Regions from separate parts of the Homo sapiens genome. Here region 1 is linked to region 2. The links are chromatin contacts, found by Hi-C or POLR2A ChIA-PET in ENCODE. All regions are on one chromosome and are shown on one strand. The core of a region is the stretch at or near the end of the contact, and the rest is flanking DNA. Distances in the headings are between cores, read along the strand shown.

Evidence for each region. A loop is a pair of places that touch in the nucleus more often than their neighbours do. ChIA-PET counts read pairs that join two places held with the same protein, here RNA polymerase II (POLR2A). Pooled maps may share reads with other maps.
Region 1: a pooled map shows a loop between it and region 2 (4-fold over the local background). The contact joins two enhancer-like sites. A Hi-C loop is called at or near these places in 5 of 37 single-sample maps with no recorded cell type and 8 of 50 pooled maps. POLR2A ChIA-PET finds 5 or more read pairs at or near these places in 2 of 52 experiments (CD4-positive, alpha-beta T cell and endothelial cell of umbilical vein).

Annotation. Positions count from the first base shown.
Region 1 is chr2:68,593,498-68,597,098 of GRCh38, forward strand. No RefSeq gene overlaps it. Among named protein-coding and RNA genes, the nearest start is that of PROKR1, 48 kb to the right of the region's middle. Within about 2 kb of position 1,879, at least 6 of the 41 ENCODE cell types and tissues checked have a DNase peak (open chromatin) inside an H3K27ac peak, as active enhancers do.
Region 2 is chr2:68,688,779-68,692,731 of GRCh38, forward strand. No RefSeq gene overlaps it. Among named protein-coding and RNA genes, the nearest start is that of ARHGAP25, 44 kb to the right of the region's middle. Within about 2 kb of position 1,378, at least 4 of the 41 ENCODE cell types and tissues checked have a DNase peak (open chromatin) inside an H3K27ac peak, as active enhancers do.

The DNA of each region.
Region 1 (3,601 bases), core at 629-3,128, 95 kb before region 2:
GATTGTACATGCATGTTAATGAAATGTGTCATTACATATGCTGATATGTGTCTAAAGGAGAGATAGAAACTTAAAAATAAGACTTTCTTTGGTATTAAGTATACATTTGCATCTTTGTTTTCTGTTTTTAGTTATATCATTTTAATTTAATTCAATATAATTTAAAAATCATTTTTTCTTTATGACCATCGTTATCCTGAAAAAAATTAAAGGCTATTGAAAATGTAATTAATCATGACCTTTAGGTAGTTTCCTGAATTGATGAACTTTTCTATATTGCTCATTAACCCCGTGTCAGACAGTAAGCCCTGATGGTATTTCTGTACCATCATGGTCACTGGAAAATATGTATTGGAAGAAAGTAGTAAAGATATCATAATCATTTAATTTTCCTGCTGGAAGAAGCTTTAGAATTCATTGAGAAGCAGTGTTGACCGTAGACGAATGTTGACTATAATTTGAGTCAATGATGAATTCCTTCCTCTACTATAAACCCATGTGTAAACATGGATTTTTCATCAAAAAATTCATCAGTAGCTAGTCCTTAACTCAATCTTAAGGAAACTTTGATGTATAAAAATCATAGAATATTTAAATTTTATAACATGCTTTAAATTCTATTTTGGAAAAACCAGAGAAAACAGACAAGCAGAAAGAACAATATAAAAATCACTCATAACCACTCATAGCCACCACCACCTTCAGACCATTATTAGTAACTTCCTTTTTGAGTATCCTATTCCTGTTTCGCAACTGGTAAATTAAAGATTCAAGAGTTTATGTGAATTCACCAAAGTTACAGAGGAAAAATTAGTTGCAGTGGTTGTTCTAGAGGCAATGGCAGATGTTTGAGGCCTCTTCCTCATTCACTCTGTATCAATCCAAGTACTCCCTTCCTTCCCATCTACCAATCTTGGTTTCTACCCACACACCCCTATAATTTTTGAAGCCACTGCTAGTTGGTAGTGGCGGATTCAGGGGATAGAACCAGTTCTTCTGTCTGGACCAGTCACTCTCATGCCTAAACTTATAAGCAAAATGAATTGCCATTGGTATCTCATGTTTCGATCTTGCTTCAGGGCACTACTTTAGAATATGGACAGTTAATGCAAATTAATACAGTTATCAGCCCTACTGAAATCCATCGAATCTTAGTAAACTAAGGTCTTGTTTGCTAGATTTGCTATTTAAAAAAGAAAAAAGATACAGTAAGGGAATAAAATAGATGCCAACTTGGCATTATTCTTTCAGTGATAAATAAAATATTCTGACAGAGGAGTTCCTGATTAAAGATGCAAGGACCCTGTCATGCTAACTGCAGCTGATTTCCTGCCTTGAAATGTCTTCCTGCTTGTGTCACTGCCAGTGACTGACAGCTGGCTTAATAATTAAATTCAAGCAATGTTTGCTTTTCTTGACCTTTACTGGGAAACAAATTTTCAAGCTCTGGACATGAGTAGAGTGTTTTAATTTGGGGAGAATAATGTGTTTGCATCATTTCCAGCAACCTGTGTCTGTGATTACCTGTGTTATTTTACATTCCACTTCACAGCGGACTTCTAGAGGGTGGCTGGTAGTTGAAGTCACTCGGTAATTAATATCCAGCTTTGGCTCCCTGCACATGTTTCACCCAAAAGAGGGCATTTTTGTTTCTGGTAGACTTAATAAGGGCTCTGGCAGCCCACTGTTCTCAAGTGTATCCAAAGCCAATTTATTTTGAACATCTAGGTTTTTCATAGTCTGTTAAGGTCTTTAGTCATTCTTGCTTATAAGAACAAATCGTTTTCTCCAGTTGTAACCTTGATTTACTTGCCTTTCTTTACTTACATGCTTTTTGTTTTGTTTTCTTTTTGTTTTTGTATATGCTCTCCATCGCCCTCTACCGGGGCAGACAGGGTGGTGTAGCAGCAAAGAGCTCCCAGACCTGGGTGAGCTTCAGATTTTTATCTGGAAAATGGGGATAACACACCCATCTTGTAGAAGTGTTGAAAGGATGAGGAGAAAATATGTATGTAATGTGTCCATCAAGTGCTTAGCACATGGTGTGGTGGCACTAGATACATGTAACTGCAGCTGTTATTTTCTTTTTCTCTTTTTTTCCAAGTTATCAGCATTTATTTATTTTTATTTATCAACTTCTATTTTCAGTTCCAGGGTACATGTGCGGGATATGCAGGTTTGTTACATAGGTAAACGTGTGCCATGGTGGTTTGCTGCACAGATCAACCCATCACCTAGGTATTAAGCCCAGCACCCATTAGCTGTTCTTCCTGATGCTCTCCCTCTTGACAGGCCTCAGCCTGTGTCGTTCCCCACCCACCCCATGTGTCCATGTGTTCTCATCATTCAGCTCCTACTTATAAGTGAGAACATGTGGTGTTTGGTTTCTGTTCCTGCATTAGTTTGCTGAGGATAACAGCTTCCAGCTCCATCCATGTCCCTGCAAAGAACATGATCTCATTCTTTTTTATGGCTGCATAGTATTCCGTGGTGTATATATACCACATTTTCTTTATCCAGTCTATTATTGATGGGCATTTGGGTTGATTCCATGTCTTTGCTACTGTGAGTAATGCAGCTGTTATTTTCTTGTGTATCCAAAGTCCTCTTTGTGACCTTTCTTTCCCTTACTTTGTGGGCTCTGCAGGTTGCCCTCTTCTTTGAAATCCCAGCACCCTTTTCTCAAATCTTTCAAAGAGAATCAATTGCTTGGGAGAAAATTTCCCTTCCTTATCAGGATCAGTTTGGCTATTGCAGAACATGCTGGGGTTCTTTCTTTGTCTGGTTGGTACCTAGCTTGGATTTTCTCCAGTCCTCCCATGTTAGTGGAGGGTGTAGCCTTCAAGAATACAGCTGCCTATGGGAGGCAGCCTCATCTTTAAATGAAATTTCTGAGTCTAAGGACAAGTAAGGATGAGCCTATGTTTAGCCTATGTTTAGGGATGTCCAGATATGTTATGTACAGTGAGGGTGACTATAATTCAACACCACATTGGAACACTTCTGAAAATGAAAGAGAACACTAAAATCTTTTAAAATGCTTTTAAAATACTTATTTATTAAACAACAAATTTTTTTTTGTTGTATTAGCAGACCTGCAAAATAGTTTTATTCAAATCATTTTTCAAAAATGAAATCCTTTTAAAAATATAAATACATCTGTGTCTATAATTAGCCCAAATTTAAAATTTCATTATGTTTTTAAATTTAAAAAAATAATACAAGCAGAATATTTATTCTTCATACATATTCTTGTACTTGAATCAGTTTCTTAACCATATTTGTCTCTAATTCTGTGACAGTAGTATTTTACTAAAGAATGTATTTTTTAAAATATGATCTAATTTTTAATTTTTTCATAAAATTATCTGAAGTCTTGTTCACAGTTGTCATTTATGGTTAATGAATTTGAAATTGTTTATGCCTTCATTTGTTTCTTCTCTGCAGAACATAATATCGTTAATGGAGAAAATACTCTCAGTATAGATATTGAAGTACCCAGTAAGCTTAAAGAAAATTATTCTAAATGGAGGCTATTCCCAAATCTATTTTGTTTTATATTGAAATGAAACAATATGTCAACCCCAACATTTTCAGAGGT
Region 2 (3,953 bases), core at 128-2,627:
CCACATTACGTGCACTGCTGAGTTTCAGTTGGAAGGGTCCTTAGAGACCACCTGGTCCAACCCCCTTTTGCTTTTTATTTTCTTTCTTTTTTTTTTTTTTTAGGGGACAGGGTCTCACTCCATTGCCCAAGCTGGAGTGCAATGGCATGAGCACAGCTCACTGCAGCCTTGAACTCCTGGTTCAAGCAATCCCACCACCTCAGCCTCACACACAGCTGGGACTTGTCAATGAAAAGAGTCAAACTCAGTAAAATATTTGAAAAAAACGTATTCTGAGCCAGGTTTGAGTGACCCATAGCCCATGACGCAGCCCTCAGGAGATGCTGAGAATATGTGTCCAAGGTGGTTGGGCCACAACTTGGTTTCACACATTTTAGGGAGACATAAGGCATCAATCCATACATGTAACATATACATTGGTTTGGTTCAGAAAGGCAGGTTAAATGGAAGCTGCGGGCTTTCAGATCATAGGTAGAACCAAAGATTTTCTGATTGGCAATTGATTGAAATAGTTATTATCTAAAGACTTAGAAAGAGTGTTTTGGTTAAGATAAAGGGTTGTGGAGACTAAGGTTTTATTACACAAGCGAAGCCTCTAGGTAGCAGGATTTAGAGAGAATAGATTGCAAATGTTTCCTGTCAGACTCAAAAAGTCTTTTCTATGAGTAATTCCAAAAGGGAGGAGGGTATAATGGAGCATGTCTAGCACCCCCTTCCCATCATGGACTGAACTGGATTTTCAGGTTAACTTTGGAATGCCCTTGGCCAAGAGAAGAGGCCCATTCAGATGGTTGGGGGGCCTTAGAATTTTATTTTTGGTTTACAGACTATAGGTATGCACCACCATGCCTGGATCCCCCTTATTTTTCAATTAAGAAAGCACTCCAGGGTGGTTAACTACTTACGCAAATATTACAGAGTTATTTGAGATTTGTGATAAGAATCTGGTCTTGCAATTCTTGGTTCATTATTCTTTCCTTTACTGCAAGTAGGTAAGAAGATAAATCATGGGTATGGTTTATTGTCAGTGTCCTAGGGTGACAGAGAATCAGTTTTGGGGAAAATAGGTTAATTACAAAGCTTTCCAGAAGACTTGTTCCTCAGAAACTAAATTACATATCTTCTTTTCCTGCTCCCAATCATTGCCTCTCATGCAGGATTAGGCCAAGCAGGTGGGAAGAGAACTGAATACTAGAGGGTCTTAGAGAAAATGAAGTTTAGCCAGTCATTCATAGAAGAGGAACTGAAACTTATTTCACAGAGAGGTTAAGCAACCTTCATTCTCCCTTTAGTGAAAGAGGCAAATATTCTTTAGAAACCCATGTGACAGCTTCGTTCTCTTGCAGCTGATTTTGAATCTTGCAGTTAATCATGATCTCTGGGCCATGGGCCTTATTGTCTTGAGGCTCTCATTTTACTGATTGATAAAGCAGAAAAACAGAGAAGTGGTGTGATGTGGCGAGAAAGTGCTAGCAGGAAATGAGATAGCTATTACCACCCAGGGCTCTCCTGTTTCTCTCTGCAAGACTCCTTTGGAAATCTTGCATTGCCTTCCCCTTTCTGAGTAATTCCGCGGGGCTTCATTTAGATTGTGCTCATTTGCATTAACTCTCATAACGAAGAGGTGTATTACCAACTGAAATGGAAAAAGGCCTGTGGTTACTTTGTGTCTTCTCTGCTGTCTCTGGTCTCTGGGACCAGAACTCATCCTCAGTACCGAGAGCCAAAGAGGAGCTGACCATGGATTAGATGAAATAAGGTACTGTGTACCTGACACCCAGGAAATAGTCAGTGTTTCTTACCTCCTAGTATTGTTGCAAAATGAAGCAGAATACAGTATATCTTTTGATTCAAAGGTGTCATTAGGCCTTATAACTATTAACCAATTAACAGGTTAATATTTTAGCTTGCACTTTTGCTTTAAAATCTGAATATTGCATGTTAATTTAAAATATGGTTTGTTAGGAGTGTGGTAGGAATATAACTTGTTTGAAATTGACATCAATGTCTAAAATGAAAAACCATGCATCCCAAAACATGGTGATTACCAGCGGAAGGTCAGGAAAACATGCTTCTCTTCTGCAGATGGAGGTACAATGAGGTGTTTGACAGGGGCTTATGTTCCCAACACACCTGGCCTGGACTCTGCATGGAGAAAAAGGTTTGTTCACTAGACTGAGATTTCGAAGGGTAGAGTATTTGTAGAGAGAAGCCAGGTCTCCAGTGTTGCTGGGTTTGGGGAAAGCCTGTAATGGATTCAGGTGTCCAGGTGAGAACAGCTTTCTGACAAATGTGCTGCTGAGGGTGATGTTCTCTCAGCACGTGGCCTGTGAGCTCTCAGTGATGCTCCAGCCAGCAGGAGTACACCAATAAGCCTGACTCTCTGCCAATAGCTGGGGCCAGAGGTCTCGTCCTCATTTTTCACTGGTACCTGGCAGGCAAAATTCCTATCCAGGAGGGAATGGTAGCTCTGGACAGTTGTATAAATATGCTATCAAAATTTGAGAGGCAGAAAGCAAATGACAGGAGGCCAGACCCTCCTTGGAGTCATCAGTCCACTCAAAGTCCCTAGACCCCTTGCTCAATAATTTCACTTTAGTCCACATAATTCCAAGAGGACTAACTAAGGTTTTCATTACAGTGGTCTCTTCTGGCAGTAAGGGTCTGCTCAAATAGCTCTAGTGGACAGAGGCCACAGACATCTGTTAGTGCCAACCTCAGAAAATCCCACTATAAGTTTCTGTTATATTTTTATTTTTTCAATGAAGCTCTTTACCTAGACACAAAGGTGATGGAGAAGTGTTTCCTCCCTATCAAAAAATACTTTGAATTTTTCAAAGAAATTTCATTTTCCTTGAACAATACAGACAAAATCAAATAATGCATAAGCACTCATAATCTCTGACCCTCCCTTTGCCCATAAAGAACATTCTGGAAATTCTAGCATTGTTAACTTGGTACTTCCCTTACACTATCCTATCCTTCCTACCTTCCTTCTCTCTCCTCTATTCTACTCTCCTTGGTGGTCATTTTTATTATTATGAGGTCTAGTTTATTGGACAAGAGGAGAAGTGTTAGCTAGAGAATTTATACTGGAAATGAAAGAAAAATTACAATAAATCTAGGAATGAGATGGAGTCCAGAAGAACCCAGTAGGATAGATTTCAGGGAGTATTAACTTAGGAGTTGAGAATGCAAAAGAGAATAGTCTCAAGTCACTTCCATCTACATGGAAGATATTGAGAAGGGATAAACTAGAAGAGAGGACAAGACATTTGACTATGGGTTGAGTAGGTGAATCCTTAAGAAATGGAATATGGCCGGGCATGGTGGCTCATGCCTGTAATCCTAGCACTTTGGGAGGCTGAGATGGGTGGATCATGAGGTCAAGAGATCGAGACCATCCTGGCTAACATGGTGAAACCCCGTCTCTACTAAAAATACAAAAGATTAGCTGGGTATGGTGGTGGGTGCCTGTAGTCCCAGCTACTCGGGAGGCTGAGGAAGAAGAATGGTGTGAACCTGGGAGGCGGAGCTTGCAGTGAGCTGAGATTGCACCACTGCACTCCAGCCTGGGCAACAGTGCAAGACTCCGTCTCAAAAAAAAAAAAAAAAGAGAGATGGAATGTAGTTGAATTATCTTAAATTGTTTTTAATGACTATTAAGTTGTCTGTTTTTCTTTAAGTCAGGAGGCATTATTTAGAGTTTATGCCACAGAGCAGAGGCAATTATAATATTCATGTTCTTCAAAAATAAAAACAGTGAAGCTATCTTTGCACCTATGCCAAAATCCTGCACTAAGAGAGAAGGTGCACTTCTTCCAATAAACAGATGTGTGACCAGTGCCAGTGTGGGCTGACTTCATCTCATCCTTCCAAATCTCTCATCTTAGGGAGCTGGGTGAATTGACTATTGTAGCTGCTCCTTCCTCCTGCAGTAACACTTCCCTTTT